2 separate regions of the Homo sapiens genome follow, and region 2 is linked to region 1. Evidence: chromatin contacts called from ENCODE Hi-C or POLR2A ChIA-PET data. All regions are on one chromosome and are shown on one strand. Each heading gives the region's core, a stretch centred on a gene start or an enhancer-like site at or near the end of the contact. The rest is flanking DNA. Distances are from core to core; before and after follow the strand shown.

Region 1 (4,935 bases), core at 648-3,147:
TCATCATTGTTTCAGCCGCAGCTCACTGGGTGCTTGGCAGCCCACTCCCCCAGCGGGCCCAGGAGCCTGGCGGTACCGTGGCTCCTCCTAGTGCAGGCGCTCGGCTCAGTCTTCCTCATGGAAAGGCTCCAGCGGGCCCCGGTCTCACAGGGTGGCCCAGCTGGCTGTCAGGCTTGCTCCTGGGGACACCTCAGGCAAGACAGGAGAGGTGCTCTGTGCCCTCAAGCTTTCATTCATGCACTGGTTCTGTCGGCGAATGTGTTGACACGTGCCACACCAAAGCTGTGTGGTGTGGACCTCATTACCTGTCATCTTTCTAACTTGACTGCAAACTTCATGTGGGGAGGACAGTGGCCTGTGTGACCCAGATCCTCAGTGGCCAGCCCTGGGAACGGCTCATCATCTAGGGGAGGAAACAGACTCTCATCAGATCCAAGCCCAGCTCCTAGGGGTGGTGATGCTGCTATCTAAGCAGGACCCTCTCACACACCCCCACCCCACCCAGCTGCATGGCTGAGCCCTGTGGCTGGTGGCACTTCACACACATCATTCTATGGCTGCCACTGGTATTTAGTGTCCCCTCGTCCTGCCTGGCCCCTCCAACAGGGTCTCCTTTCTTCCAGGGCCCTGACATCTCGTGGAGACACTGCCTCCCACATCTCTCCATGTGAGCAGTTTCCCCAGCCCTGCCTTGCTCCTCTCTCTGCTCTGCTGCAGTGCCTTCTCCTAATACCACGGGAATGCTGAAAGAGGTCTCTGGGGAAGCAGCGCCTTGTCACCTGCAGGCCCAGCAGCCGCAACTCAAACACACTGGCACAAAGTTGCACTTCATTTACTCCACTTGATTTCTGGGATTCCAATTCCAGTCCGGGAAGACGTGTAAACAAGGATGTTCAGATGGTGGTTGCCCTGGAGGGTGGGCGTGGGGGCAGGTGTTGATGGCAGTGGGGCACAGGGACGCCTCCTGGGAGCTGCTGATGTCTTCTGTCTTGGTCTGGGTGCGATTTACAGGGGTGGGCTCGGTTTGTCAAAATTCGTCGAACTGTACTCATATGATGCTGTATGTAATATGTCAATAGATGGAAAGGTTTCTGTGTGTGTGTGTGGTTTTTAAATTTTTGATTTAAAAATAAGGAACACTCAGAGTAGCATTTCACGTTAGTGAACAAAGGTAGCACAAGGCAGTGCTTCCCTGCAAGTTGAGTCCTTGCCCCTTTTCACAGGGGCCCTGCCTCTGTCTGTGCCCTGGCTGGGGTTCCCACTCCGTGGCGGTAGCTACAGGGAACCTGTGGGCACCCGTCTGTCTTTGCTGTCGTCCTTGCTTTTCTTCCCCTGGCCGCCTGCTGGGATTGTCGCTGGATCTGAAATTGGCCTGTTTACTGCTCTGGAGTTTCCGTGTTGATCATTCTGTGGGGTGGTTGCTGCAGGCCTGGGGCCGTTGGGCGTGGGTTTCACCAAATGCAGTAATGTTTCTATCCATCCATGCCTTTACAACATTTATATGAAGGGAATTAAAACCAAAGTATCTGCCACGATAAACGGCCATACCCTTGGTTCCTACCAGACCTTCCTGTAGAACTGGAGCCTGGCTCAGTTGCAAGAAGGATAAACTTAATATTAATGATAATAATACTTTGCACTTGGTCTAGTAAAAACATTTTGAATATAGCAGAGGCAAGGATGTGAATGTTTGCTTGGCGCTATTTATCAGGAAGTGCTTCTGCTTGTTTATTATGTTAGGGCTTTGTATACAGAAACTATTTTTTCCTCTCTTACCACCGAGGGCCATATTTCTCGTTGGTTGCTACATCCAAAGTTTAACAGGAAGTTGCTGGTCATATTTAAATGGTATGCTTTTAAAACGTATCTGTAAATAGCTGAAGACGGAATGGCTGAAGGTGTGGAGTTGATATTCTCACTCACATTTTTGCACTTCAAATTACCTCTCAGTCGTTGTGAAACAGGAAATTTGAAAGCACCATGTTCAGGAGGTTGTGACACTTTAATGCTTATCTGTCCTTGAATCTGTGGAGGTTTAGAGATACTCAGAAAATAAGGAAGTTGTTTTGTTTAATTGCAGGGTGGATCTGAAGAATTACTTTGGTTATATCTGAACTTATTTTACGAAAGCAGAAGAAATAACTTGGGAGAAGAAAAGTCAGTATCTATATTCTCTCCTAGTTGACATGGGGAAAAAAAAAGACCTTTTCTATGTAGCATGGTAGCTGTCTTCTCTGCAATAATTATTACAGAGTTCTCTTGCAGATCCCTCATTTCCTCTGGGGGCCACCTCCTCGGTGTGTAATGCATCACCTGTGGGGACTCTCTGGCATCAATAAAACAGCAGCACTGGGATGATGGGATGGAGCTGCTCTCAGGCAGCAACAGGTCCCTTGGATGCGTATTGCAGCAATCTGTCTCCAGCACCAGACCTTGGATAATGTATTATTTGCAGGATAGAATCACCCAAGGAGCAATATACTCAGGCTCTAACTCAGTTTAATTCCATGATGCAGCTTCAGGTTGCTTATTGGGTCCACACTGCAATAATTCAGCATTTGTAATCCTTTGGAGTCACAGATCTCGCTACAGCAAATTTGGCCTTAGATCCATCCCAGGTGACTATATTACTGCCATAAACTAGTGGACATAGAGTCTGTGCATCACAGACCCATGGCACTGGCTGACTCAAGAACTTGGAAAGCCTGTTGACTCCTACTTAGATGTCTCTCTAGGTTAAGAAAAAAACAACTACGGGTTGATTCTGCAGGAGCTTAAGGGCTTGTAAAACTAGGGGTAAAAAGAGTTCTGGTTTAAGATGGTGGATTTTACACATGGATTTTTCTTTTTCCTTCCAAATCCCACTAAAGAAGTACAGAATGAAATAACCTCCCAAAACAGGAAGGAGAGGTGAAGAAGGGGTTACATGCAATCAAGGCACGGGCACAGGGAGGTGGAACGCAGACGGTGTGGGTTACAGATGTGGCAGAGCCAAGGACAGGGTGCCAGGTCAGAGACACGAGCAGCGGGGGCACAGCAGTGGCCAATTCTCCCCACAGAGCTCGGAGAGGCTGCAGGCTAGAGCTGGCAGTAAGGGAAGGGATCACACAGAAGGTTCTAATAAAAGGTTGTCAACAAAACACTTGTGCCAGGCAGTCCCTTCCCTAAACCCCTCCCTACTTCACAGAGAGACTGACAATCAGATCTTCACCCCCAGGCAAACAAAGCAACAAGCTAGAAGGCTCTCTCTAAGGACACACACCACGGAAATCCAAGGTTCTAGTGGAGGGGTTGGTGCACTCCTATTCTAATATCAAAGGATGCTCCCAAGACCATTAAAATCCTACAAAGTCTACTGGTGTGCAAGCGCCAACACCACACATGAGCTCCCATTCAAATGTTTTATTACCTCAACGGTGAGGCCCATGGAAGACACACAGCATGCCAGCTACCGTGAGTGTGATCCTTCATCCTCACATATGAACAAAGGACAAAGGACCACCAGGCACACGGGAAAAGTGAGCCATCCGATAGAAAAAGACCAAGAATATTAAACAGAATAGCTGACCCCATAGGAAAGAAAGGTAATCAAGGGAACATTTATACAAAGAGATACAAATAGGAGAGAAAACATAAGAGACCCAAAGGATTACTCCAAGAGGGGGCAACACCCAACTAACAGTTTCAGAGGCAGAAAATGGAGAGAAAGCTATTATCAAAGACAAAACAGAGATTTTTATAAAGAAATCTACCTTCTGGCTTAACATGGCAAAGACAACGCCCAATTTACTGCTCCCTTTAAAAACTTCAGCAAAATGGCAATGAGAGGATAAACTTGTAACGACAATGAGAATGGGAGGACAGTCTGAAACCATCCACCTGGAAGCTGGGAGGCAGACGGATGAGTGGTGACTGTTAACAGGGCCAGGAAAGCTGGAGCTCTCACTGGCTCTGAGGAAAATCCAAAAACGGAAGAGCCCTAAAAGTTGGAAGCGTTAGTTAACTGAAACCGAAGGGGTTGAGTGAGGCTCAAAAGAGGAAGATTGACTGAAAATCTGAAGAAGAAATAGGTAGACCTCCCGGGATCTGCTACAATAAACCCATTAAAATACAAAGATACAAACAGGTTTAAAATAAGAGTTGAGAAAAGGCATAAAATAGATTTAAAAATATATACTATTTGAGCACTCATTCAAAGAAAGCAGCAGGTGCTAACAGGTATGAAATTTCAGAGCAAATGATATTAGCAGAGGTAAATCGGGAAATTTCATAAAGATAAAAGAGGCAATTTACCAAGAACATATGAAACAAACCTAAACATTTATGCACATCATAGCAGAGTTTCAAAATACATGAAACAAGAGTGAATAGAACTATAAGGAGAAATGAGCAAGTCCAAATTGTAGTTAGAGATTTCAACATTTTATTCTCAATAATCTGTAGAACAAATAAATAGAAAAATCAGTGAAGATACAGAAGACTTACAAAATACTTTCAACCAACATGATCTAATTGATATTTATAGAACATCCTACCTAACAACATAAGAATACGTTCTTTTGCAGTGCATATGGAGCATTTACTAAGATAGACTATATTCTCAGCAGAAAAAAAAAACCGTCTATAAATGTATAAGGATTTAAATCAAATAAAGTATGTTATCTGGAATAGTTTGTGGAGAATTGGTGTTAGTCCTTTTCTTCTTTTCTTTTTTTTTTTTTTTTTTTTTGAGACAGAGTTTTGCTCTGTCACCAAGCCTGGAGTGCAATGGCACAATCTCAGCTCACTGCAACCTCTGCCTTCTGGGTTCAAGCGATTCTTCTGCCTCAGCCTCCTGAGTACTGGGACTACAGGTGTGTACCACCACGCCCAGCCAATTTTGGTATTTTTAGTAGAGACAGGGTTTCCCATGTTGGCCAGGCTGGTCTCGAACTC
Region 2 (4,935 bases), core at 1,048-3,547, 120 kb before region 1:
TTTTTTTTGCTTTTTTTTTTTTTTTTTTTTTTTAACGGAGTCTCTCTCTGTCACCCAGGCTGGAGTGCAGTGGCTCAATCTCGGCTTACTGCAAGCTCCACCTCCCAGGTTCACGCCATTCTCCTGCCTCAGCCTCCCGAGCAGCTGGGACTACAGGCGCCCGCCACCACGCCTGGCTAATTTTTTGTATTTTTAATAGAGACAGGGTTTCACCGTGTTAGCCAGGATGGTCTGGATCTCCTGACCTTGTGATCCGCCTGCCTCAGCCTCCCAGAGTGCTGGGATGACAGGCGTGAGCCACCGCGCCCGGCAACATGGTTTCTTTTAAAATCATCACTGTAATGAGATGATGCCCAAGGTTTGCTTCAGGGTACTCTGGAGGGGAAAGAGGAGGGTTTTGATGAAACACAGCTGGCCAAGTGTTGATTATTGGAGCTGAGTCATGGGTACTGTTCTCTTTACTTTTTATTGTTAGGTGTTTAGAAATTTTCCATAATATAGTTTCAGTATTATTAGATCTTAGAATTTAAAAGATCCTTAAATCTTTTAAGGATTTATTCCTAACATTAAGATTTTAGAGATGAATGAAAAAATAGACTGAAAACATGGATGACTTGATCCAGGTCGTCCAGGTGGTGGTGAGCTCCTCCTGACTCCAGCCCTGACCCCGTGTTAGTGCACTTCCTGTTAGACTGGGTCTTTGCTTTATTTTGACTAAAAAGCAATGAGATTGATAACTTTAAAAAAAGAAAACATTGGTTTTTTAGTACAGCTAAAAATTGTATGTTTACTTTTGACATTTAAACTGTCTTCCTGCCCGTAATTATTTGGTGGTGTCAGTTTGTGAAATAGTCACTTGTGTTCCAGTTAAGGGCTACGATCAGGGGAAGCCCTTTCTCAAATCTGACATAATGTGGTGATTAAACCGTGACTGGCCACAGCTGGGGTGGAGGTGGTCTCATGGAATCCTGTCTGTTTGCCATCGCAGCATCACCCTCGGTGGGTTTGGAGCAGACCGTTTCTACCTGGGCCAGTGGCGGGAAGGCCTCGGCAAGCTCTTCAGCTTCGGTGGCCTGGGAATATGGACGCTGATAGACGTCCTGCTCATTGGAGTTGGCTATGTTGGACCAGCAGATGGCTCTTTGTACATTTAGCTGTGGTGTGTGCTTCAGAAAGGAGCAGGGCTTAGAAAAAGCCCTTTTGTCCGTAGGAGTTGATGTGGTGTGAGTGATATATTTCTATGTTTTTAATGTACAGCATCTGTACTTTGTTTGCCTTGATAAAGGTAAGATAAATGAAACGCTGAACTATGCTAATCTGGAATTTGTTTTTATTTGCCTGAAATATATTTTTTTCTGTGAAAAAATTAAAACGTACTTAAGCCAGGAGAATGAATTATACAGTGATTGAAAATCCATTTAATTCCTATGACTTTTGTTTTGTATTGCCCAAGTCAAACTACATCACTTGTATCTCCAGCCCAAATGTAGTCTGCCTTGAAAAGTCTTTCAGCTGTGACTGCAGGAAGTGGGAGTGTTTTTATTGTTAGCTAATTGCTGTGACTGCAGGAAGTGGGAGTGTTTCTGTTGTTGGCTAATTGAAGTTATTAGGCTCAGCTTCAGTCATGTGTAAGTTTTGCAGTGTAATACATATGTAGTCTGGTCTGTATATATGAAAATTTGAATTAAACTGCAGAATGTTTATGTCTAGTTATGGTTTAAATTTTCTTAGTAGTATATAAAAGGTAAGAGTACTGAAAAATTAATAAAATTGCAAGTTAAGAAATACTGTGGGCCTGTTTTCTATATTAAATATAATCTTGAATAATCATTACAACTTACCTTTATTGTTAAGAATAACATTTTTATCTTTCAGGGCATTACTCCATTCTAACAGAGTCATAATTGGCTGGTTTATTGACACAGTGGAAATATATAAATGTTTTTGAGTATAGATCTGTTATAGACCCTTTATCGGGGAAAAAAAACTCAGTTATTCAAAAAGATTTTTACTCAAGCTTGCTTTTGAAACATTTAAAAACTTAGCATTTTTTCTTTCAAATGTGGGTATCTGAGTTACTGCTTTTTAAACACTTGTGTGTATTATCCAGAAGACTGTTAACCACCATATCATATCTAGAAGCTATAAAATATCTGCATATTTCATTCAGCAGATGATTTATTGATTTCAGTTTACCTGAAAGGTTTCAGTGATCACTTGCTGCTGTTTAAAGCACAGTCCTTTTCTTAGTTGAGTGACAGTTCCATCTCTCGTCGCTAGGTGGCGCATCCCCATTACATTTGCTTCCCCATTCTAGTTCCAGAAACAGAAAAAAAAACTGGTTTTGTTTTGTTTTGTTTACGAGGAACTTGTCACAGAGCATGAGCAGTTCTTCAGGATGGGAGTAACCCGGTTTATGTGGACCTTTCTTTCTGAGAGCAAAGACACACTTTTTGTATCCGTTAAACTGTTGATTGAGCAGGTGTTTCTTTAGAAGACGATCTTTTCTTCAAGAAGTAGCCCCTTTGCTAACTATAATAAAAATGTCTCCTGAGTCTCCTTATGTAGCTCTGTGTAGAAGAGAATCTAATACTTCCCTGTTGAGCAACCATGCAAGGTGGAACCAGGGAGTCGGTGGGAAGTTAGTAGGAAGTATGCATTGCCCTTGGTGGAAATAGGTAACAGCATCCTTGATTAACCATTTTTGTGGCTCTGGGGCCTGAATTAGATAATGAAGCTGCAGTGTCTGAGAGTAAAGCTCAAAGATTCAGAATCCATGAAAGGAGGCATAAATGAACTTGTTCCCAAATCCTAAAAAGTTTGCACAAGGGCATAGCCCTTGGAACCTGAAGGATGTAAGCCAGTCAGGAATGCTTCAGATCAAGGACTTTGATAGAGCTGATGGCCTGAGACAGAACTAGCAGGAAATACGAAGAGATTTTCAAATAGTACAAACAAATTTATGAACGATGAACTCATACACAGCCCCAAAAAGAAACTGCAAAGTAAAACTATACTTTCAAAGGGCACTAGGGAGTGTGGGTGCAATCTCTTGTAGCAAATCCCATGGGCCTCTGCTGGCAGCAAAATGCCATGTTGGAGTCTGACCTTCAGGTTCTATTCCTCTGCTGTCTTAGATTTTCAGGATTGCTATAACAATACCATAAACGGCGTGGCTTAACAACAGAAATTTATTTCTTAAGAGTTCTGGAAGCTAGAAAGTCCAAGATGAAGGTGCTGGTAAATTTGGTATCTGGTGAGGGCCTTCTTCCTCATAACATCTTCTCACATCCTCACATGGTAGAGGCAGGGAAGATCTCTCTGGGGCCTCTTCTATAAGGGCACTAATCCCAATCCTGAGAGCTCCACCCTCATGACCTGATCACCTCCCAAAGGTCCCACCTCCTGATACCATCATTACAGTGGTGAGGATTTCCACATGTGAATTTGGGGTGGAAAAGACACAAATACTCAGTCCATCATGTGTGAGCTATGGGCTCTGACCCAGGGATATGATTAGATAGCCATCCTGTTCACACAGGTTGGGAACCATATCAGTCAACCATCCTCTATTGATAGTTCTCTAGACACTCAGAATTTATCACTGCAGCAGGCCATCTGTCATGATTTCCCCTTAAGAATCTCTACCTTGCTTTGTCAGCTCTCTTCCATTTACCCCAGTAATGCCTCACGGGAAGGTGCTGGGTTATTTATGTCTACCCCCTCCATTGTCCCTAGAACAATGCCGTGCACACAGAGGCTCTCATTTATTTGCTGAGTTAATGCCACGGGTGTCCTCAAGGTTTTGAAGGGACTGTGTACAATTCCAGGGACTGGCAGTTGAGGTGGCTGCAAGGAGATAATATATAGAAATTGGCTTCAAGTAAATATTTGTCTGTAACACCATGTTGATCTGATTTCTGCAAATTGCTGAGGAACAACTGGTTTATGGTGCGTATAAAAAGATTTTTTCAAAGATCTTATGCTTCAAGATTTTAAAATGTAAAAATACCTTCTCTATGCCACACAACTTCATTTCTCTGTACTTTTTTTTTAATGCCTTATGCCAGACTTGCATTTATTTTGGGCATATATCATCAGCTACGGAATATGCAAATGATTTTAATTCATCCTGTAAGCAATGAGTGGAAAATGAGCTGTACCTGATGCAGCTTCTCAAATACAACATTGAAAAAGCCTGAAAATGAAGGCACTACATAAGTAGAATATGCATAAAAAGGAAAAAAAAAAACACCCAGGAAAAATGGAGGCAGATTCCTCCGCTCCTGCTCTAAAGCTTCCCCTCTGTTCTGCCCTTTTGGTAGAGTATGAAGTGTCACATGAATGTTAGGGGGTAGACACATTTTTTAAACTTTTATTGTATATACATCGTATGCGTTTCTTTCATGGTAAGAGCACTTAAAATCTACTCTTAGCAAATTTATAATATGATAACTGTAGTGATGCTATGCACTAGACCTATTGGTTAATTTTGTAACCTAGGCAAATTTGATTTAAATTCTTTTAAATGTATTGAAATTGTCTTCCATAAACACAACACTTTTATGCAAAATACGCTTTGATGGAGACACGTGGACATAATTTACTAAGGCTCCACGAAGGCAGGGCTCTGGTTCTCTGCTGTAGCTCAGCTCTGAGAGCCCTGCCGGCCATGCAGCAGGTGCACAGTGACTAGGAGTTTGATGAATGAGTAAGGAGGAATTGCTGGGAGTAAGCTAAACACCTAAAAGTATTGCTGAGAATTTTTAAAGTGGTAGAGTGCAGCTGGATTGCAGCATCTCCCTTCTCAAATACTTAAATGATAAACACACTGTAGGAAAAGCCAGCACCTCCTTCCTGCCCAAAACCAGCAAACAAATGAAAACTCCACAGCGAACAAGCAAAAGGATACAGCCAAATGCCAAAAACGTCAAA

Evidence for each region. A loop is a pair of places that touch in the nucleus more often than their neighbours do. ChIA-PET counts read pairs that join two places held with the same protein, here RNA polymerase II (POLR2A). Pooled maps may share reads with other maps.
Region 2: a loop to region 1 is called in a map of dorsolateral prefrontal cortex, with 8 times the contacts of the local background. The contact joins two enhancer-like sites. A Hi-C loop is called at or near these places in 5 of 168 maps with a recorded cell type or tissue (HepG2, dorsolateral prefrontal cortex, heart right ventricle and 1 more) and 4 of 50 pooled maps. POLR2A ChIA-PET finds 5 or more read pairs at or near these places in 3 of 52 experiments (H1, HepG2 and PC-9).

The regions. Positions count from the first base shown.
Region 1 is chr15:101,518,758-101,523,692 of GRCh38, reverse strand. No RefSeq gene overlaps it. Among named protein-coding and RNA genes, the nearest start is that of PCSK6, 32 kb to the right of the region's middle. Within about 2 kb of position 1,897, at least 4 of the 41 ENCODE cell types and tissues checked have a DNase peak (open chromatin) inside an H3K27ac peak, as active enhancers do; they include dorsolateral prefrontal cortex, where a contact is called at or near this core.
Region 2 is chr15:101,638,698-101,643,632 of GRCh38, reverse strand. It overlaps TM2D3 (TM2 domain containing 3), which reads left to right. Exons shown (of 6, transcript NM_078474.3): 6 at 989-1,785. The coding sequence ends at 1,154. Among named protein-coding and RNA genes, the nearest start is that of TM2D3, 11 kb to the left of the region's middle. RefSeq lists a silencer at 2,191-2,350. Within about 2 kb of position 2,297, at least 17 of the 41 ENCODE cell types and tissues checked have a DNase peak (open chromatin) inside an H3K27ac peak, as active enhancers do; they include dorsolateral prefrontal cortex, where a contact is called at or near this core.